4 separate regions of the Homo sapiens genome follow, and all the other regions are linked to region 3. The links are chromatin contacts, found by Hi-C or POLR2A ChIA-PET in ENCODE. All regions are on one chromosome and are shown on one strand. The core of a region is the stretch at or near the end of the contact, and the rest is flanking DNA. Distances in the headings are between cores, read along the strand shown. Region 1 holds the start of INMT-MINDY4 (INMT-MINDY4 readthrough (NMD candidate)). Region 2 holds the start of MINDY4 (MINDY lysine 48 deubiquitinase 4). Region 3 overlaps MINDY4 (MINDY lysine 48 deubiquitinase 4). Region 4 overlaps MINDY4 (MINDY lysine 48 deubiquitinase 4).

Region 1 (4,891 bases), core at 2,083-4,582, 64 kb before region 3:
CAATTTGACCATGATAGCTTCTGTGGTTGATTTTTGGAAAGACATTTTAGCCTTTATTTTGGTGTTTTGTGTGAGACGAGGGTCTGAGTAGCTGCTTGCAACTCACCAGAGAAAACAATCTCATTTACACTGGCAAGTTCCCTCTTTGGACTCATTTCTTCACCCCACAGAGCCAGGCAGGAAGAGAAGTAGCAAGGTATCAGGGAGCGTGGAATGCTGAGATGGTAGTTTCCCTAATCTTGAAAAGGAGCTTGATCCTTTTCTTATCTGTCTGACTTTTCAAGTGGTCTTAGTTTCTTGATAGGCAGTTTGAAATTTGCCCCTTTGCTTACTATTGCAACAGAAGTCCTCTTGAATGGAAATTTCCTTGCTCTATTTTAAAAAAATATCACTGTATAGAAAGGTGCCTAAGATGAGGTGCACATTCTTAAAAGGGCCTGAAGCTTAGCCCTGTCATGAACAAAGTTGTCACATTGATGAAGGCAAACCTAAGGATAGTGGTTCTCAACCGGGGACAATTTTGCCTCCCAGGGGACATTTGACAATGTCTGGGGACATTTTTGGTTGTTGTAACTTCGGAGTGTACTGGCATCTAGGGGGTAGATGCCAGAGATGCTGCTAAAAATCCTATGACACAGTTCCGCACCCCCACCCAACAAGGAATTACCTGGCCTGAAGAGCAAATAGTACTGAGGTTGAGAAACTCATTCTTAGAATATATCCGTAAGAGGCTTCACTTTGAGAAGATTGCCATAGTGCTGTTAGGACCCTTGGTTAGGCCAGAGTCACGAGGCATGTAGGGATGGAGAAGGCCTGAGTGGTGGAGAAGCAGGTGGAAGCCAGAGGGTAGAGACTCTGAATGCCAAAGGGGAGTTTGGATTCATTCCTCTGGCAGCAGGAGGCACTGGAGGCCTTGCGTTAGGAGGGGCATCCTCTATCCATCCAAGGACATCCAGTTGCAGCATGATGTGTAGTTCTGGGAAGGATGGTCTCTTCCCGCCCTGTACAGACCCCCTAGATGCTCACGTCCTGCTGCAGGGGCTCTGGGTAATCCCTGGATAGTACATGCATGTCCACGGTTCAACTCCTTAAGTGTTAATGCTGGGCGTCTTCCATGTGCCTCTCCATTCTGCTTTCCATCCTCTCCAGGCTACTGCAAGTGCCAGGAAGCTGACATGTGGACTGTAGTCACCACTCCCTTCCCTCTAAATTTGGCAGGATATTGGAGGAAGGTAGGAGAAGGAGGTCTGGGTATTTATTCTTTAGCTACTCTATTAGTCCGTTTTCATACTGCTAATAAGGACATAACCAAAACTGGGTAATTTATGCAGGAAAAAGGTTTCATGGACTCACTGTTCCACATGGCTGGGGAGACCTCACAATCATGGCTGAAGGCAAGGAGGAGCAAGTCATGTCTTACATGGATGTCAGCAGGCAAAAAGAGAGCTTGTGCAGGGAAAGTCCCCCTTATAAAATGATCAGATTTCAAGAGACTTATTCAGTATCATGAGAACAGCATGGGAAAGACCTGCCCCAATGGTTCAATTACTTCCCACCGGGTCCCTCCCACAACATGTGGGAATTGTGGGAGCTACAATTCAAGATAAGATTTGGGTGAAGACACAGCCAAATCATATCAGCTCTTTTGCTATTGGCTGCTGCAGGAGGCCCTCTCTGCACAGCTCTGTCTCAGTCTCACTGGGATGATGGCTCCTCCATGCTGCTAGCCCTCAGGTTCTGTGATGGTGCTTTCTATGAGTCAACTTGGCTAGGTCATGGTGCCCAAATAGGTGGTCAGTCATGATCCTGGCTGTTTGTGTAAGGGTGTTTTTGGATGAAATTCACATTTAAACTTTGAGTAAAGAAGATCGCCCTCCATAATGTGGGCGGGACTCATCCAATCAGCTGATGGCCCAAGTAGAACAAAAGACTGGCCTTCCCCGAGCAAGAGGGAATTCTGGCAGCAGCTGGTCTTTGGACTTGGACTGCAACATTGGCTTTTCCTGGTCCCACCCTTCAGAGTTTGGACTTACTGGCCTCCACAATTATACAAGCCAATTACTTAAAATAGATCTGATTCTCTCAGTGTACACAAGCTGGGTTCTCTTTCTCTGAAGAACCCTGACTAATAGAGGTACCATATGTCTTCCTTCCACCCTGCCCACAACTTAGTTAGCACCGTGCCTTTATTGCACACTCCTCCAATCATGTAATGCGAGCCCTGCAGTTTCCTGCCTGCTCTGTATGCCTTTTGCAGGCCAGCACGACAGCCGCAGGCCTCCCTGGAGGCTGCCCAGGCACCCGCCCCTTGGAAGCCAGGCCCTGACGACCGCTGGGTGTTCCTGCGTCTGTGGCATCACCCATCTGTTGGGCCCTGTGGATTCAGAATTGTTTGTTTACTTAAAGCCAGAACAAGGCATTCCTGTCCTTCCCACTTTCAGGGCAAGAGGCCTGAACCTCCAGTGTAGCGGATTCATTTCTGTCCGGTTTGTGGCCAAGTCAGAGCCATTTCCTAGTGCCAAAAACAGAGACTGAGCTTTTTTCTGTCTGTGGGAGATTTTACAACCCAGTCCCATTTCAAAGAGAAGACTGAGGCCAGGAGTGTCTTACCCGGAGTAGCCAGGTGAGTCAGTGGCCAGGAAGCCAGGACCCCTCTGACAGTTTATGCTTTATGACCGGGCGCCCTTGTTCTCATTCATGGAGATTGACGACAATTTCTGCTCTTCTCCCAGTGACCTGCACAGTGATGCCAAGTCAGCCATTCTGCTCTGCCTCCTGGGGTCTGAACTGTGTTCTCCAGCAGGGATGGGGGATGCATGAAGCTGCACCCACTGCCTGGCCTAGAGAGAGCCACTGGGCCCCAGTGACCACCAGGCGACAAGATGGGGATCTCACTGTGCACTCAGGTCACAACACCTGTGACTTAGAGGAGTGACTTTGGTCCTTACAGTCAGTGAAGTGGGCACGCAGGTGGGGAAACATAGGTCTGACACCTACTTGGAGGCCACAGAGCAGCATGTGGCTGCCAGGGCTGAGAGTTGCACCCAGGGCTGGGCACCATCAATTGCCTTTGACGGACATGGGTTGGTCCCTAGAGGCAGCAGGGCCAGGGCGGCTGCAGCCCCAGCTGTCATAGCTCTGGGGTTGGGGAAACCTCAGGTGTGTCAGTGTGGCTGGGAGGTGGTGAGACATGCACTGCCTTCTGCATCCCCCTAGAAGGAGAAGCTCAAGGAAAGGCATACTTGGGAGGAGCCATGGGATGAGGCTGGAATGCTGGGGGTGGAGCCTGGAGAGCTTGGAGCCCTCATAAGACCTGATAGCAAGGAGGGGGCACATTTCAGGGACACCATGAAGGGTGGCTTCACTGGGGGTGATGAGTACCAGAAGCACTTCCTGCCCAGGGACTACTTGGCTACTTACTACAGCTTCGATGGCAGCCCCTCACCCGAGGCCGAGATGCTGAAGTTTAACTTGGAATGTCTCCACAAGACCTTCGGCCCTGGTGAGCAGAGGGTGGCCCTTCCCCTTGAGCCTCTCTCCAAGGAACCTGGATGGGGATGGGGAGACGGTGTCCTGGGGGCAGTCTGGTCTCCTCTAGGGGTTTTTGGGGATGGGCTGGGGGAGCTTCTGGGGCCCTGCCCCCTCTCTTTGGGCAGCTGTTATGCTGGAGGTTGAGTCTGTCTCCCCATGGCTCAGGAGCTCTGTGCCAGCTGAAGAGCACAGCCCCGTGCAGTTCCCACACTGCTCTCCATTAGCCCCTAGGTCTTTGGGGTGGAGCAGAAAAGGCTCTCCAGGTCATCATCAAGTTCAGTCCTGACCTTGCACAGCCAGGCCTCTGGGGCCCCCAGAAGGCCAAGGGCAAACAGCAGGGTTGCAGTGGGACGGGATCGCCTGTGCCCGGAGTGTGCAGCCTAGATGTGTCTGTGATGAGGACCTGGAAAAGCCCTGCCCTGGGACAAGGATTGCTAGGTGGGGTCTCAACCCTGAGCAAGGGGCTCAGACCCCAAGGACCTCAACTGAGCCATCTGCACGATGGATGGTGACTTCTGCCTGTCTCCCGATGATCACTGCCCTCCCCATGGTGACCCCATGATTTGATTGTGTCTTCTAAACTCAAGCAGCCGTGTCCTCACTTTAGGCACTTGACTGGGGAACAGTAAGGGTGAGTCTCCTGGTGGTCTGTGGGATAAGAGGGGGTTAAAAGGCTGCTGAGCCTGGAGGAGCAGGCCGGTGTGGGAGGCAGAAATCAGAGAACAGCCGGACTGGGTGTGACCAAGCTTGGAAGGCCAAGTGATGGCCCCACGCCAGGGCTCCAGACAGAATGTTGGAAGTCATGCTTCATTCCAGCTTCCAGGTGACCCTGGATTCACTCCTGGGGCCATCTTCCCAGATCATCTCCTTAGCCCCGGCTTCCTATTCCTGTATGCTTTCACCCCTCCCTCCTCCAAGGAACAAGAAACCCATCCAGGAAGGGCTGGACTTCCAGGGGAGGCTTCCAGCTCCCAGTCAGCCTGAAACTTAAAGGGCCACTGACCCCAGCATGTCCTCTCTGAACTCTCCAGCCCGAATCTTCCCCAGAGCAGGGCTTGGGCCTCTGTTCTCTGTCCCAGAAATATTATACTCTTGGCTTATGTTCTTGACTGAAAGGTATTGGGCTAATTGTTTAACCTTTTACAGACTCAGTTTTCTAATCTGCAAAATGAAAATAGTGATAGCAGTCACTACACAGGGTAGTTTTGAGGTGTAAATGGAAATTAACACATATAAAATATTTGGCATGAGGCTTGGCTTACAGGGAGCTGCCAATCCGTGATAACCACCAAGCACGTTTGCCCCTTGGGTAAGACCAGGGTGTGTGTCCTCATCCCTGTGTCTGCCTTGGGTCTCGTTT
Region 2 (5,557 bases), core at 781-3,280, 44 kb before region 3:
ACCCATACCGGTCCACAGCCCAGGGGGTTGGGGACCCCTGATACACAATCTCTTATGGAGCATAAATCTGTCTCATGTTATTCTTTCATTATTACACATCATCCATCAGTGTGTCTTCACAGCTGGAACATGAGGGCCCCTGGACCAAGCATCATACTGTCTCCTGCAACTCTGCCCTTCTCTCTCTACATATAAGAGCACATGGCTCTTTCTCACATAGCACAACATGTTCAAAAGAGGCTTCTCAAAGAACCATTGCACGTTGAGAGGGGAAATTGCCTGGAGATTATGGTGCAATCTGCCACATTAAAGCTACGTCCTATGGAGACTGTATAGGGTGAGATAGTTGCTTCCCAAGTGTGGTACATGTGCCAGTGGTGGTTGTAAGGTGATTTAGGTGAATGCATACCTTTCTGGTTTTGTGTTTGTTTTAATGTGTATTAGAGATTTAATAAGCACATAAAACCCAAGATCTTGTGGCTATTACTGCTTGGGAACACTTTCCTTTTAAAATAAATTGTAAAACATGTATGTGGATTTAAAGAAAATAATACATAAGTAACTGTATAGGGGTTAAGGGCTGAATTGTGTCTTTCAAAACTCCTGTGTTGGGCCGGGTGCGGTGGCTCACGCCTGTAATCCCAGCACTTTGGGAGGCCGAGGTGGGCGGACTGCCTGAGGTCAGGAGTTCAAGACCAGTCTGGCAACATGGTGAAACCCCGTCTCTACTAAAAGTACAAATATTAGCTGGGCACGGTGGTGGGCGCCTGAAATCCCAGCTACTCAGGAGGCTGAGGGAGGAGAATGGTTTGAATCCGGGAGGTGGTTGTTCACTTGGCAGTGAGCCGAGATTGCGCCACTGCATTCCAGCCCGGGCACCTGAGCGGGACTCTGTCTCAAAAAAAAAAAAAAAAAAAGAAAAAAAAATTCCCGTGTTGAAGTCCTAATGCCTGGTATTCCAGAATGTGACTGTGTTGGATAGGGTCTTTAAAGAGGTGATGAAGTGGAAATGCAGTCATTAGGGTGGACCCTATTCCAATACAACTGATGTCTTTATAAGAAGAGATTAGGACACAGGCACACACGGACGGCTAGCCACGTGAAGACACTGGGAGAAGGTGGCCATCTATAATAGAGGCCAGGGAGAGAGGCCTCAGGAGAAACCATCCAGCTGACACCTCGATCTTGGTCTGTAGCCCTCAGAACTGGGAGACAATAAATGTGTTGTTTAAGCCACATGGTCTGTGGTACTTTGTATGGCAGCCCAAGCAAAGGAATACAATAGGTAACATGCGGAAGTGGCAAAGATTGTGAAGGTGGAACCCAGGTGACTAAGTTCGGGGAAAATGTACTGGGCTTGGTTAGAAACCCAACTTTCCCAGTACCCAGCTGTGTGGGCCTCAGCAAAATCTTAGCCTTTCTGAATCTCAGTGTCCCGTTTTAAAGAATGGGGCCAACAGTAACTACCTAGCCAGGAAGTTGTAAGGATTAAAAGTGCAACCGTGAGTTAAGAGCTTGGTGATCAATAAATGGCAGTCTCATTACGGGAAAGCAGGCACCAAGGGGGCGAGGAACATCTCCTTTAATTTCGGTGCCCAAGAAGCAGAATGCTGGGCTTCCTTGCCCCCACCGTCAAGGCCCGCCAAGGTCAGTAGCGTTGGTGGCCCCAGAGGGGGCCGTGGTGCTGAGGGTGGACCTGAGGGGGTCACTTCCCTGTGAGTTTAGTCCTCCAGAAACAAGGAGGCAGGTATTCTTCCCATTTTATGTCTAGGAAAATGGAGCCTCGGAGCGGAGCGGTAATTTGTCCTAGGCCTCTCAGATGACCAGGGCCAGGGTCAGAGTGAGGCCCCGAGTCCGGAGCCGTGGACGGGGCCCTAGGCGACACCAGGGCGCCCTGACTGCGGCCTCCCACTCCGAGACGCGAGTTTGCGGGACGCTCCACCCCTTCCCTCCCGCCCCAGCCCGCCAGCCCCAGGGAAGGGGAGGAGTTCTTGCCGCGCCGACGCCGCCGTCGCCACGGCAACGCGGCCATACTGCGCCGGACAGACCCAGTTGCCTGGTGCTGCGGCCCGGCGTGGGCCTCGTGGGCAGAGCCAGAGCCAGAGCCATGGACAGCCTCTTCGTGGAGGAGGTGGCCGCCTCCTTGGTCAGGGAGTTCCTCAGCAGAAAGGTAACGGCTCGCCCCCTCCAAAGCCCAGGAAGTGGCTCTAATTTGGGGGGATCATCGGGGTCTCCCCTGAAGGCTTTGCAGCTTCTGGGAGGGCGCCCGTTCCCTACCTACTGCCTGCTCCAGAGATGCCCCAGAAGAGCGCCGCTTTCCCGGGACAGGGGAAACTACATTTCCCACGAGGCGTTTCTGCCGTCGTCACCGGGCGCTTCCGCAAGGCACGGTTTGGACCCCGTCCGCTGCCCTCCTGGGGCATCCGCGCTCCGGGGCGGCGGCAGCTGGGGAGGGGGCCTGGGGGCCGCGCCAAGCAATCCTAGCGCGGGCGCACAGCGGGCAGGCCTGCGCCCTAGCCTGGCTGCCGGCCTCCGTGCGCTACCCACGCAAGTCAGGGTCCCACTCGGAAAGAACTTCTCCCAGAGGGAACCCCAAAAGCCCAGAAAAGTTCTTGACGGTCAAACCCTTAGTCATTTTAGTCAACAGTGGGAATTCCAGTGGTTGCTTTAATTTTTGTAAGTTTTCCTATTGTCTTGTCCCAGGAGAGTTTTTGCAGTGTTCACAAGCTTGGAAGGTCCTTAGCTGTCATCTGGCCTCAGGGTGGAGATGGGGACCTCGGTGGGGAAGGAGCTCGCCGGGGGGTCTTGGGCGTGGTAGTGGAGGGGGACATACATTAGCTCATTCAGCACATGGTGACTGAGGGCTGCACTCTGTGTGTTTTGTCTGTCCTTGCAGTGTCATACTGGGCTAGGGCGATGGGTACTTGTCTTGTATGAAAACACATACACGTAATTTTTTGAATGGAGGAAAGGGGAAGGACTTTGAAGTCAGACGGAGACAATTCAAATATTTGCTACTAGTTTGCAGTGTGAACCTCAGTACTTTACTCACTGTCTCAATTTCGTTATCTGTAAAACAGGAAAGTAAGACCTACTCTTTGCAGATTTATAATGAGGATTAATATTAACATATGGGCAGCTTCCAAGCATTGGATCTGACATATAGATACAATGTGCACGTAGGTGTTCAACTTTATACCTCCTCCCACCCTCACTGTTTCTGACACCAAACAGGTGTCTCTGAAGTGCACCTGTTTGGAAAGTGTCTTTGTGTGTTTTTTATGATTTATTTTTATTTGAAAAAATTTTAAATGCGTTTGGCTTTGTCGCATCTGCCCTGTCTTTATGGCTAATTGACCTGCCATCACCTGTCCTGGCTGCATGTTGGATATCAATTGACACACCCTGGAAAGCTGACTGTTAACATCATTTCTTTTAAGTCTGGGTCACTGAAAAAAACTCTTAGAGAGGGCTTCCTCGTGTTCTTTCTTGAGTACAAATGAAATCCAGTGTCCTCACTGACATCCAAGCCTGCCCTGTAGCTTGACCCCAGCTTACCATCTCAATTTCATTTCTAGCCTCTCCCACATCCCTCCCCACCACCCCCCACTTGACATGGCCGAGTTCCCCTGGTCTCCTCTCCCTCGCATGTTTTATCTGGGCACACTAAGGCCCTAAGAGTAGAAAGGAGTTGCCCACAGTTACTCAGAAGGTCACAGTGAGCTGGGACTGCAGCCCAGGTATACTGCTTTCTCATCGCCTTCTGCTCTAGGGCAGAGACCACGTGCTCCCCACAGGGTTTTGCACAGGCAGTCATTGCACCCAGCAGTCGTAACCAAGAGAGCTGCCACCTTGGTGCCAGGTACCTAGAAGGTGCTGGTTTGTTGTCTCAGATCCTCGTAACAGTCCTGAAAGATAGGTATAAGTATTCCCTTTCACATAAGATTATTGTGAGACCAGGAGGCCAAGAAACTTGCCCAGGGTGAGCAGGTCAGACCATGTAATTCCCCTGCTCAAACCCCTCTACTGGCTTCCCATCATAATTAGACTTCAAGTCTCTCCATTACTTGGCTCTGGCTACCCTCAGACCTCATCTTCCATGACTGCTTGCTCCGCCCTCTACCCTTCAACCACTTTGGCCTACTTGAACTCACCAAGTGTGGTCTTCCCTCGGGGGAGTCATGATAGTCTCCTGGAGATGGCAGGGTCTGCTGAGGTGACTCTTCTGCTGCCCCAGCTTCTTGAGTCTGTGGCTCCACTCCTGCAGTGACTGTGCCATCCTCCCTCTGCCACCCTGCCCCATGGTCATGAGCTGGGCTTGTTGTTACCAGTACTGCGCCCTTTCTGTAATCTCAATTCCAAGCTTCCCACCTGTCAAAATTTCTAGCTTGTTTCCCATCATAGCCCCACGTAAACTCTTCTCCAGCCTCACCACATCTATATTGCATTGTTCCTGCCAACTTTTCACAGTCCCTCGGGCCTACCATAACCCACCTACCTCTCACCCACCCATCCTTATAATTGCACCCTCCATAACAGGTGCAGCTCTTTTGCGCTTCTCTCCTTTCATCATTCTCTTCTGACAGTAAAATTCCACTCGTCCTGCTCTACACTTGCGCCCATAGAGCTGAATGAGATTGGAGAGAAACACACACCACTATGTTGATGGTATCACTCTAAATCCATGGCCACTCACCCTTGTGGTGCCTTATGGGTGCCTGCCCACCTGGTTGCAACTCTCCAGACTGTTTACCCTCTGAGACCCTGGATGACCATTTCATACCTTCTCTCTCTTCAAACCCTGAAGCTCCTTCCCCATCTAATTTCACTGAGAAAACAGAAGTCTTGAGAGAAGTCCAGCAGGCTCCCACTACCACACTTACTCACCTTCCTGGGCTGCACCATTCACTCTGCTCTCTTTAGTGTTCTTGTGGATGAATTCTCCATACCCCTGGTTAGGCCCACCCCTCCATGTGTGCATGCCCTCTCTTGTGTGCTCAGGGATGTCGCTGTCTCCTGCACCATGCATTTCCCTCCTCTACTAGGTTACTCCTATCAGCACATGTTGTGCTCCTGCAGAATCCCATCTTGACCCCCAAACCCTAGCTACTGGTTTATTATTTCCTCCCTTTCTATAGAAACCCCATAAAGGACCTGTGTCTACTTTCATTTTAATTCTTTTCTCTGCTTTCTCGAACCCATTTTAATCAGACTTTTGTCCCCATCATTCCATGGAAATAGCTCTTCTTAGGGCCATTATTAACCTGGAATTTTTAGTCCTCGCCCTTCTTGATCTAATGATTATGTTTGTCACAGTTGATTGTGTCCTTCTGCTTGTCTTCTAGGAGACTGTCCCTCTTAGCTTTCCTCCTACTCCTCTGGGTGCTCCCTTCAGGGTCTTCGCTGGTCCCCCTAGTTTCTCTGTCCTGTGCACTCTGGTGGGCTCAAGGACTTAGTTTATGGCTCTCTTCTCTTCTTCTTTCCGTTCACTCTCAAGACATCTCAGCCAGTCTTGTGGATTCCCATACCATCTATATGCTGACAATTCCCAAATGTC
Region 3 (5,453 bases), core at 2,301-4,800:
TCATGATGTCCACAACTGGCTTTCAAATCGTTCAGCAAAAAGAAAAATAATGTGTATGTGTGTTGAGGGGGGGGGGGTATGTATGTATGCATTGAGAGAAAAAAAAAGTAAGGCAAATGTTAACAATTTGTCACTATAAGTGAAGGGTATATGCTGGTGTGTGTTTTATTTTTCATTCAGTTTTCCTGTTAGTCTAACATTTTTCAAAATAAAAAAGAGAATTAAAAAACACATGGAATAGACAGGAAAAATGAATAGCTAATAGGATCTATCTCTTATCTCTGGGTAATGATCATAAAGAAGTGGAACCAGGTTTGTTATTCAATGCTGGAATCTGGGTGAGGTGATGGTATAAAACCCAAGGCTAGCCCAAAACACGCTGAGGGAGCAGCTGATGAATTTCTTGTTACATGGGCATCCGCAAGCTCTTGCACTCCAAGGAATCAGTGGTTACAGAAACAACAGCTTGCACATGTTTTCCAGGTGCATAGAAAACAGGCTTTTTCATGTAGGTCTGCTGAGCCCTGGGAAGCTGATTCCCACCCCCCTTTTCCAGACCAGTCTTACCCCCTCTAACCAGCTGGGGCTGGAATCCTCACCCAGCCTTCTGGTTGTTTTGTCAAAACTTCTGGACCTTTGATTCCACCCCCATCGTGAGGCTCAACATGACATTTCCAACAGGAGATTGCCCAGAATGGGTCCAGCTGCTTCCGATGGTTTTCCATTTGTTCTGGAAAAAGCTCCAGATACCTTTGGTCAGCGCTCTTCCTGGCGTCTGCCTTGCTTGGGCCATTTCTCGCCCACACCATCCAGAAGGGGTTGCTGTCTGTAGGTACCTGCACATCTGTTCCACTGGGGAGGGAGACGATGGTGGGAGAGTGCAGCTTGGAGAACCAAGGACACGGGATTTTGGAGGGGGTACTTTCAGCCTCATGCTTGCATTAGATTCAGATCCTTAAAAACCAGAGAACCAGAGCCCTGTCAGAGGGCTTCATTCCGCCTCTGTAGAAGATTCATCGTCAGGAGAAAAGGGATTGTGCTGCTTCGATTTTTTCTTTTCTACTTCTACAAACTCATGTGAATTATTGTTACCTGTTAAGGATCTGGGAGGGAAACTTGCCCTGTGTTAAAGTGTTCAATCCCCAGGTCCTGAATTCTGTGTGAGGCGGGCCTTGTGCTCCCGTGCTGTGGGGTTCATGGAAAGTTTCAGTACAGCCTTTCCACCGTTGAGTGGCTGGATTCTCAGCCATGTCCAGCCCCTCAGTGAATGCCCTCACCTGCTGGGTTTTCCATTCACAGCCACCTGTGCTGAACAGCTGAGGAACCTCAGCAGAGGCAAGAGGCCGTAACCCCAGAGTGGGGGCAGGGAGGAATGGGACCCACGGTTTGCTACCCAAGGACCCTCACAACCCATTTCCAGGGGACTGCCAGGAGAGGCACAGGGGGCTGGCAGGCCGGCTCAGGGACACAGCTAATTTTAGCCCAGGGTGTACTTGTCCGAACTGGGGCTGGCTGCCTCATGGAAATTCCACAGCTCTCTGGTTTTATGTGTATGAGTGGTGTAATGCTCAAAATTTGCAAAGCTAACTTGGGTTTAAAGCAACATGTTTCTTTCTCCTTCTTCTAAAAATGCCCAGAAAACAGTCATTTCTCTGTGCTTTGGGTGTAGGTCAAAATTTCCTGGAGGTTCTTTTTTCATGATGGGGCAGTGTAGGGTGGAAGGAAGCATAGCTCTAGGAACCAGTCTTGACTTGATCTTGCTCTGGCCAAACCAGGGCAGGACAGAGAATCAGTCTCTGTGCCCAAGGAGACCTTTGGGTCATCCATTTGGTGCAGTCAGTAAAATAAATTACTTTAAAAAATACTGGAGGACCAGCGTCAGGTTCAGAAGCAGAGTCAGACATTGTGGGCCTGAAACTTACACAATCTGAGTGACCTCTTTAAGAGAAAGAATATGAAAGTATTTAATTTTCGCAAATTTTCCAAAAATACAAGACCGTGTGAACACACATTTCTAGGGCCTCTTAGAAAGGTCCCTGAAGCTTAAGCTTCATTAGCTTCATGGTAAATCAAATGCTATTCGGGTTATTATCATTTTTTTCTGACCAAGTAAGGACATTGAAACAATTTCATAAAATTTTACCAGTTGAGGTAGACATAATCTTATTTCAAGATTATGTCAACCTTTAGAATGAACAAATTAAGCTTTGTGAAACATTTCGCTGCATTGTTTTTTATTTTTATCACGTCACCATGGACCTGTGTGTCCTGGACAGTTGGTAATTTTCCAAGCCTCAGTGTCTTCATTTGTAAAAAATAGGGCTAAAAAGTTCTTATGCTGCTTTCTACACAGGACTTTCGTGAGAATTAAATTTTAAAACGTGCTTAGCAAGTGCTAGGAAAAGTAGAAGGTGTTGCTTAGATAAGCAATTATTATTGTAAGGGCAAAGCTGTAGAACATTTAACACCCTTAGAAGGTCATAGAAAGGTAAATCAAAGCCCAGGGAAGGTGAATATTTGCCCAGGGTCACTTGGAGAAAGGCATGAGCTCCAAAAATAAGTGTTATTTAAGTGTAAGCCTCTTCACCTTTCTAAAAGTAAATGAACCCAAATCTTTCTTTTCAAATGGCTATGAGGTCAACCTTGGACCCAGTCAGAGCTGTTTCGAACATGTGGCTCACAGCTCTTATATAAATGCTTACGCAGGGGAATGCCTTATAAGTTTGAAAGGAAAATACTTCATCCTAGAAGTTGTTTTAAGCCATGCTTTGACATATTTAACCAAACAGAGCCTAAGTGAGTTTAGTGTTTTGTGGGACTCAGCCTCTCGTTGGTGCAGCTTACTTCCCTGACACGTTGGTTGGTCTTTATAAGGACAGTCATGGGCAGGATTGGTGCCCCAGAGTGGCTTCTCCTAGCAGCTAAGTAAACATCTCCACACAGCTTTTCAGTCCACTGTGGAAACTGGCAGCAACTCCTTCAGGCAGCCACTCCTTCAGGCAGCCTGTCAGAACCTTCCCTTTTGTCATGCCAAGGATGACTTTAGACCTCCCTGGGACAGGGCCAAGGCTGTAGAGGCAATCCTTTCCATCCTGGGCTCTTACACCATCCTTGGGAGGCAGCCTCAGAGACCACTGGGGAGGGAGGCTGGGCTGCCAGGAAGCCCTAATCAGAGGCAGCCTTAGTGGCCCACCCACACCTGGGACACCTCATGCTGTGGGCCAGGCACCCCATCACATCTCTAGCACTGGCCCTGGTCACTGGTCTCATCCAGCATCTCATGATGGGTGGGCTTGGTCAGGTCCAGTAGCCACGGGCTAGTGTGCAGAGGGGTGGAGGTGAGACCAAGATGAAGGGAGATCATGGGCTAGCAACATTTTGCTTGGTGAACTGCATACCCCAGGCCAGAGTGGTTACTCAATGAATTTGAGTGTGTTCCAGAGACATGCTTCATAGAGATCACTTTTCCTTCGAGAAGATATTTTTCTCTCCCTGGGGTAACATCACATCTACCCACCCTTTCACTGCCTGTTGAGCAACTCCTGCCTCTTGTACCAGTCACCTTTTGGAGCTGACTTCAGCCGTGCCCAGGAAACCAGCCTGAGAGAAGGGCAGGGAGGTGTGAACTGGGAGGGCCACAAAGTCCTGGTGTGTGTCTCCCCAAGGGAAGAGCAATCAGTCCTAATGCATTTTTGGGTCTTAAGAAAATGAAGGCAGTGCCTCAAATATCCAGCATGGGATAGATTAAAATAAACCAAGATGAGAGTCAGGAGCTTAAAACTCTATTTCTGCCTACTTACCAGGGGCCTTGGGAAAGCTCTGTCCTTGACTCCCACCTCCAGCAGGGCTGCAGGATTAGACTAGATGGTCTGGATTAGCCTTTTCAGCCCTTCCAGCTGGATGAGCTGTATCTAGGTGATCTCTGAGTACTCCTCAGCTTCCAGAGGGAGCATCCATTGAATACCAATTGCGTGCCCGGGTCTCATATGCCAAATTGGAAGAATAGGGAAATAATATGAGGGAAGGTCACATCTTTGTACAGTTTTGTTTTGCAAACTGTATGCCCTTGAAGAAAACTTCTGAGTCTGAGACTGTGGTAAATTTGTTCTCCGTTCCTGGAATGTTCCAGAATCCAGCCTGACTCAAGGAACAGAGATACAGGAAGGAGAAATGTTGGAACTGATTTCAGATCTTGCTCTGGCTCTGCATACTTCTTGTGAAGGACGTGTGCCAAGGCCTGTCGGGAGGGACACATACGGAAAGAGAGTTAAGCTGAGAAACCATCACCCCGACAGAACAATGGCTTAGGAGGCTGGAGTACAGCATGTGTTCTCTGCAGCCGAACAGCCTGGGCCCGATGGCTTTTCCAGGAGGATGCGGGGCCATCCGTTTCTCCCTCCCTCCCGCCCCCCTGCCTCCCAAATCTGTCCTCACTGGGCGATCCCTATCTTTGTCCACCTTTGTCATCATGGACCCAGATGAGAGAGACTTGGGTATGCAGCCCAGTTCCCAATTAAGGGAGTCACTGGTTTCAGGAAGATAATTTATTTGAGCTGAATTGTTAAGGCAGATTGTTTTCACAGGATTCCAAGCAGAGAGCTTTTCTCACAGGAAATGTCAGGCCAGCAATTCTAGTCAGGTTTTCCACATCCTTAAGAGGAAAGAAAAGACAGAGAGAAAAAAATATTCCTTTTATATGTTGTAGGTCAACCGTTTGAGAACTGGCAACTGCAGGGTATAAACTTAAGATCTGTTAAAATTGCTACACATTGTGATAGTTAGTGCACGCGATGACTTCTCGATAACCCAACCCTTCATGAGACCTCATGTTCTTTATGGCTTAATTTGAAAAATGCATGTGAATATCCAGTGGCCAAGGGAGGTAGAGGAAGCCCCTCCGGAGGCTCAGAGTCCCACTGAGCTCCCAGGAGATGAAGACACTGAAGAACTCCCATCCTCTCCCTGGAGCTTGGTTTCCTTGTCTGTAACACCAAAGGTCATGCCAGGTGACGTCTAAGTGCCATCCAGCTCTAACCACAATTCTGTACTCCACCTATACCTAGAGGAGCTTGGCTGAGGAGCTACAGGAAACCAAAGAAAAAAGGAGAGCAGGAAAGTGAAAGGAAAAAAGCTTTTCTTCCATGGAGAACTTGGGTTTGTCTTTTTTTTTTTTTTTTTTTTAGCATTCTACATTAAAAAAATTTTTTTTAGTCTTTTTATATCAACTTGCCCTCAGGGATCTGACTCACAAAAACTTACTGCTTCTCCAGCAGTTCAGTCATTCATGAGAGCTGTTGAAGTGATGGGGGTTATACAGAGTCACTGATGGAAGCGAGGAAGGAGTACAGCACCGCTGTCCCTGGTGGGCACCTCCAGTGTTTGCTGTGTGCATACCTGGCCAAGAAGTGCTTGCAGGTGGGGAGGGGCTGGGTCTGAAAAGCGGAAGCCCGGGT
Region 4 (5,379 bases), core at 2,137-4,636, 55 kb after region 3:
CAGGGCCCTCTGACTTTAGAGCCCAAGTTCTCTTGGTTGTACCACAGCTGCCCTTACACTATTGATGTTGTCCTTAAAAGTCAATATAAACCCCACGAAAGGGCTGTTATCTCTGGAGGTCACTGCTGGTGGGTGGGGGAAGTGTGGTCAAGGGTCAGTTTCTGAGAGTGGCAAGCAGGAGCTGGCCTGGTAGGACAGGGATCCTCCAGGGCCTGGTGCCCTAGTGGTCAGGTGGAGGGGGGATAGCTGGTTGGGTCTCCCCAGGGTAAGTACTGCCTGCTTCAGGCTTGGTGTTTTCAATAGAGTCATGGACCAGGCACACTTGTGCACATCCTAGGAGGCCCCTAGAGATTTCTTGCTCCAGTCCTCTGGCTTTCTAAGTGAAGACACAAGCTGAGAGAGAGGTCAGGACATGCCTGAGGTCACTCACCCAGTCAGGGGCCGAGTGGACGCTGGTGTTAGGTGAATGGCTGTGACTGTAGGCTGGGACCTGGTCTCTAGGCCACTTGGACTTACTTTCCTTCTTATTCAGAAACTTTTATACCACATGCCCAGATTCACACAGGGAGGCTTTTAGATGAAGGGACAAGCTGTGCCTGAGCCAGCAATGGTGGGGGCTAGGGGTAGGGCTTTGGGACTCTAGGGCTTGCTTGGAGCTGGCTGACCTGGCTGATCATCCCATATTTCAGGCCACAGCAGACACTGTGATGTTGGTACTAGGGACAGAGTCCTAGTCCTGCCTACTCTGTGTGACCACAAAACCACGAGTCCTTTTTACTGACTGGACCTCAGTTTCCCCATCAGTAAAACAGAGATGGTGGTCTTACCCTCCTGGCCTTACAAGGCTTTTGAGAGAAAGATGCATTTGAAGGTGCCTGAGACTATGCAGATTCGAAGCCCATGCATTGTGCAGCCTGCTCAGTGGCAGAGCCTCTTCCCCTTCCGGGATGTATGGACAGAGGGCAGGTGGAGAAGGGAAGCAGAGAGCCCTGAGTCTGGGCTGACATCTGTCACTAACTCAGGGCCAGTTCTGTACTCTCTCTGGGCATTCATCTGACCTTCTGCAAAATTCTGAGCCTTGCAAACTCTCCCAGCCCTGATATCCCCTTTGTTCTGTTTCTTGATACAGCGTAGTATCTCAGGGACCTTCTGATGGTGGACAGAGTTGGGAGGTTTGGTCCTTGCTGGCATCCTGGGCAAAGCTCTCTATTCCTCCTTCTCTGTCTTTGGGTGATACAGGCATCCCTGGAGGCTGGGTCATCCAAGCATCCCTGGAGGCTGGGTCATCACCCCAGACCTTTGGTTCAGGGTTCTGACCCTTCGCTGCCAGAATGCTGCAGAGGTTGGTGTCAGGGCAGCCAGGGCAGCCAGGGCCAAGCCTATTCTGTGAGTTTTCACCCCCTGGTCAAGCCCATCTCTCCTTTGTGCTTATTGGATTGAAATCCCAGCAAGCTCTGCTCCCTGGAGGGGCCCCCAGTGCAGGACAGCTTCCATTTTGTGTGGTTCTGGGCCCTCCTGGCTCCTGTCATCCAGCTTGGTGCCTGGTTCCTCAGGCTGTGCAGAATTCTCTGAGGGCCCAGGGTCATCCAGCCCCCAGGAGGACATGGAGGAGACAGCTGCTCATTAGACTGGATGGTTAAGTCAGTCTTTGGTAAGGGACAGTCACAGCTGTGGCTCAGGTGGCCCCTGCTCCTAGGATGCTGCATGTTCTTGGAGATCCAGGGGCTGATAGAGGAGGAGAAGGATGGGACAAGCCTCCACACTGCCTTCAGCCCGTATGTTTCATGTAATGGGCTTCTGCCTGTAGTATTGCATTTGAAGAAAGGGCTCTGAATCTAAAAAGATGTTGGAGGCTACTTGTGTTGGTTTCTAGGGCTGCCATAATGACAGACATTCGTGTCTTACAGCCCTGGAGGTGAGAAGTCCAAGATCAAGGTGCCAGAGGGTTGGTACCTTGTCAGACCTCTCTCCCGGGCTCGCAGGTGGCCACTTTCTCACTGAGTCCTCACTTCATCTTTTCCTTGTGAGTGTGCATCTTTGGTGTCCCTCTATGTGTCCAGATTTCCTCTTCTTCCAAGTCAGATTGCATTAGGGCCTACCCTAATGGCCTCATTTTAAGTTAGTCACCCCTTGAAAGGCTCTATTTCCAAATACACATTCTCAGGTGCTGGAGGTTAGGACTTCAACATATGAATTTTAAGGGGACGCAGTTCATGCCATTACACCTCTCATCTTCTCCAGGCCCCTCGTGCTGCAGGAGGGGAGACCGAGGCCACACAGCAGGCTGGAACTAAGCCATATGGATTGCCTTCTCTCTGGGGCAGTGCTGAGGCTGTTGTTCCTCTGCTCAAGGACTCCTCACACTCAGCTCTCCAGAGAATTCCCCTATTCCCCTAGAGGGAGGTCTGGGCATCTAGGTTTGTAGATTTGCCAAAGTTATAAATCTCTTAAACCATAAGCCACTCCTTGGCATCTCTCTCTCTCTCGAATGCCCTGATATGAAATGCAGATGTTCCTCCCTTTTAAGATCTCAGTGCACTGCTGAATTTCCCATCGTGTTTGCACCTAAGGATGCAATTACCATTTCCTCCCATTGTCCTTTCTGCCTGTCCCCCTGCTCCCAGCTGACGCAGGCTCTCGAGCCCGCTGGGTGAACACGAGGTAATGATCTTATGAAGATTGGACTGCTTCTAAAAGCTCCAGGTGGCATAGGGCCAGTGATGCTTATCGGCCCCCCCTCAGGACCCTTTTGAGGTTATTTTCTTCTCTTCAGAAGATGCTTGTATATGCTGCAGAGAGCATTTCCATCAATTCTTCTGCCTGAGCTAGCGCCAGCGAAGCGCTATGCTCTGCCATGAGTCACTCCCAGCTGGCTCCTTCCCAGGCCTGCTGGGCTGTCTGTGGTGGGTGAGCCTCAACCACCCTTCCCAGAAGACCCCCAAGCCTTAGTGGTTCTCTGCAAGCTCCTGCAAGGGTAACCCCAGCTCATCTTCTCATGTGGACCATAAACCTTCCGTGTTTGGCCATGGTTATTAAAAACCACAAGCAAGTGTTTTCCCCAAGTATTGTGGAGCTGGAATTGCTAAACTTGTTTTGGAAGCAGACAGAGACTCAGGCATGTATTTTAGGCTTGTGGGCTTATGGCAGATCTTAGATTTAAAGCATACATTGAGACCAAGTTTATCTTCTCCTCTACTGAAAGGAAAAAATAAATGCTCTGATTGCTAAGCCCTTCCTACCCCTGGGTCTCCTCTCTAAATGTTATACCTGGCCTCTCTCTTTGGGGTGTGGTTGAAGGAAGGGGGCCAGGCTCTGAACACAGTGCTGGGTGGCTGTGTGTGCCCCCCCAGGGCCATGTGTGCCCCCCAGGGTCGTGTGTGCCTCCCAGAGTCAAGTGTGCCTCTCAGGGTAATGTGTGCCCCCCAGGGTCCAGTGTGACCCCCAGGGCCGTGTGTGCCCCCAGGGTTGTGTGTACCCCCCTGGGTCGTGTGTACCCCCAAGGGCTGCATGTGACCGCCAGGTTCAGTTGTGACTCCCAGGGTCGTGTGTGCCCCCAGGGCTGTGTGTTCCCCCCAGGGTCATGTGCAGAAGTGGGGGGGACAGACCTGGGACCCAGGCTCCCTGGTCTCACGTTGCCCCCCAGAGCCAGCTTCTCTGTGCTTCTTCCCACATCTATAAAATAGAGACAGGAATTCCTACTTCATTCGGGTCTGGGGGTTGCAATTGCCACCTGCTGAGCACAGTGAGTAGATAGCAGCTCCTTCCCTGTGTGCTCCTTACAGGGCTCTGTTCAACAGAGTTTTCATCTCTCAGAGGGAGTTACATTGGGGTGGCTAAAAGGAACCATGTCCTAATGGCAGGCTTCCTAGCAGGACAGCAAGCCGGGAAGGAGGATGGAGACTTGGGAGGGTTTTCTGCCTCACGTGTGGCACACCTCTGCTCACCGGGATACTGAATTGTTCTGGTTCCTAGCGGTGCTCAGCCCATTTCTTTCAGTTTGGGGAATGTCTTCAGCAAAGTAGGTTTTCACCTTGCATCTTTTGAAGGACTCCATTCTGAGGGTGGAACCACAGTGGTACCAGGGGGTGGGGGCACAGGCCTCAGAGCTGGGCACCCTTGAGCAAGACATCCCTTTTCTGAGGCTTGGTTTTCTCAAAGGGTTTTAGGGAATAATGTGCGTACAGTGCCTGGTGCAGGAGCAGGTGGTGGTGACTGTTACTCTATAACTCAAGGAAACATTAGAGTCCATTCCTCCCATTTTACAGGCTGGCAGACTGAGGCTCAGAGGTGGAAGAGGGTTCCTCAGTCTACACCATTGGTAGTGACAGTTGGGATGTGAATTCAGGACACTGGATTCCAAACCCAGGGTCCTCTCTACCGTGTCACGCTTCAGTCGCTGTTCTCTAGTGTAGGCAGAGCCCTGGTGCGGCTGGAGTGGAGGCCATTGCCCAGAGAATGCAGTGAGCTCTACTCTAGGAGGCCTGGGCTCTAGCCCCATCCCTTCTGGGTGGGAGCCTCCTCCGTGGAGGGCACAGAACAGAGCGCTCAGGTTCCCACCAAATCTGGAATTCTGGGTCTTAGCCTGGAACCTAAGGGGAGCGCCTGGTCACCTAGCGAGGTTTGCAACCTGGGTCAGGCAGAGCTGTGCTAACAATGCTTCTTGTGTTTTCCAGCATCCGCCAGGACTTTGATGTCCCCACCAGCCACCTGATTGGAGCACATGGCTACTGTACACAGGTCAGGGGGCGCTGTGGGGCCCAGGTGGTCCTTCCCCCTCCTCTGTCCCTCAGAGAGGGAGAGGTCCTCCTCCCTCCTCTTGCCCCAGAAAAAGACAAGTCTTTCTTGCCTCTGCCAACACTCTTCAAGCAGCTTTCACGTGCCCACCTCTGCTGGGTTTCACTGTCATGTCATGGAGACCCAGAAAGAGAGCTCAGTTTAGCTTCTGTTTCTGGACAGCTTTATGTGCACTGATGTATGTGCTCAGAGCTGCAGAGGATGCAAAAGAGGCTGAACTCAGACCAAAGTGCTACACAGCCCGGAGCCCAGGACACAGGGAGTGATGTCTCAGGCATGGGCCAGGGGACCCTGGGTCCAGCTGGGGAGATGATGGCCCTGGCCTCTTCTATGTTTGCACAAGGTATTGTCTTTATAGCCACCCTTCCCTTTGCATCTTTACAGAGGGGCCCTCAATGGACCTCACAGGGGCAAAGAAGACCCTGAGCACAGTTGCTTGTCATCAGTCCTCTCAGTCACCCAGGTGACACCAGGGAAGGGACCTTTTCAAGATGTTACCTAGTGAGCATCAAAACTGGGAGCTCAGCTCTACACCTGGCTTCTATCCATGCCTTTCTCCCCATGATGAGGCCTCCCAGAGTGGCC

What was found. A loop is a pair of places that touch in the nucleus more often than their neighbours do. ChIA-PET counts read pairs that join two places held with the same protein, here RNA polymerase II (POLR2A). Pooled maps may share reads with other maps.
Region 1: a loop to region 3 is called in a pooled map, with 2.2 times the contacts of the local background. The contact joins the promoter of INMT-MINDY4 here to the enhancer-like site in region 3. A Hi-C loop is called at or near these places in 8 of 168 maps with a recorded cell type or tissue (IMR-90, K562, MCF 10A and 5 more), 5 of 37 single-sample maps with no recorded cell type and 12 of 50 pooled maps. POLR2A ChIA-PET finds 5 or more read pairs at or near these places in 4 of 52 experiments (BJ, CD4-positive, alpha-beta T cell, OCI-LY7 and 1 more).
Region 2: POLR2A ChIA-PET joins it to region 3 with 10 read pairs in B cell. The contact joins the promoter of MINDY4 here to the enhancer-like site in region 3. A Hi-C loop is called at or near these places in 5 of 50 pooled maps. POLR2A ChIA-PET finds 5 or more read pairs at or near these places in 4 of 52 experiments (B cell, CD4-positive, alpha-beta T cell, PC-3 and 1 more).
Region 4: a map of Right ventricle myocardium inferior shows a loop between it and region 3 (4-fold over the local background). The contact joins two enhancer-like sites. A Hi-C loop is called at or near these places in 12 of 168 maps with a recorded cell type or tissue (Right ventricle myocardium inferior, aorta, ascending aorta and 4 more) and 10 of 50 pooled maps. POLR2A ChIA-PET finds 5 or more read pairs at or near these places in 5 of 52 experiments (H1, MCF 10A, Panc1 and 1 more).

What each region holds. Positions count from the first base shown.
Region 1 is chr7:30,748,803-30,753,693 of GRCh38, forward strand. It overlaps INMT-MINDY4 (INMT-MINDY4 readthrough (NMD candidate)), which reads left to right and starts at 3,333. Exons shown (of 20, transcript NR_037598.1): 1 at 3,333-3,502. It overlaps INMT (indolethylamine N-methyltransferase), which reads left to right and starts at 3,333. Exons shown (of 3, transcript NM_006774.5): 1 at 3,333-3,502. The coding sequence starts at 3,349.
Region 2 is chr7:30,769,387-30,774,943 of GRCh38, forward strand. It overlaps MINDY4 (MINDY lysine 48 deubiquitinase 4), which reads left to right and starts at 2,031. Exons shown (of 18, transcript NM_032222.3): 1 at 2,031-2,170. The coding sequence starts at 2,108. All of the region lies in intron 3 of INMT-MINDY4 (INMT-MINDY4 readthrough (NMD candidate)), which reads left to right. RefSeq lists silencers at 1,912-1,961, 2,022-2,071, 2,442-2,591 and an enhancer at 2,147-2,441.
Region 3 is chr7:30,812,206-30,817,658 of GRCh38, forward strand. All of the region lies in intron 5 of MINDY4 (MINDY lysine 48 deubiquitinase 4), which reads left to right. The region is part of intron 7 of INMT-MINDY4 (INMT-MINDY4 readthrough (NMD candidate)); the gene reads left to right. Among named protein-coding and RNA genes, the nearest start is that of MINDY4, 44 kb to the left of the region's middle. Within about 2 kb of position 3,551, at least 13 of the 41 ENCODE cell types and tissues checked have a DNase peak (open chromatin) inside an H3K27ac peak, as active enhancers do; they include ascending aorta, where a contact is called at or near this core.
Region 4 is chr7:30,867,570-30,872,948 of GRCh38, forward strand. MINDY4 (MINDY lysine 48 deubiquitinase 4) reads left to right here. Exons shown (of 18, transcript NM_032222.3): 14 at 4,674-4,737. It overlaps INMT-MINDY4 (INMT-MINDY4 readthrough (NMD candidate)), which reads left to right. Exons shown (of 20, transcript NR_037598.1): 16 at 4,674-4,737. Among named protein-coding and RNA genes, the nearest start is that of AQP1, 42 kb to the right of the region's middle. Within about 2 kb of position 3,387, at least 3 of the 41 ENCODE cell types and tissues checked have a DNase peak (open chromatin) inside an H3K27ac peak, as active enhancers do.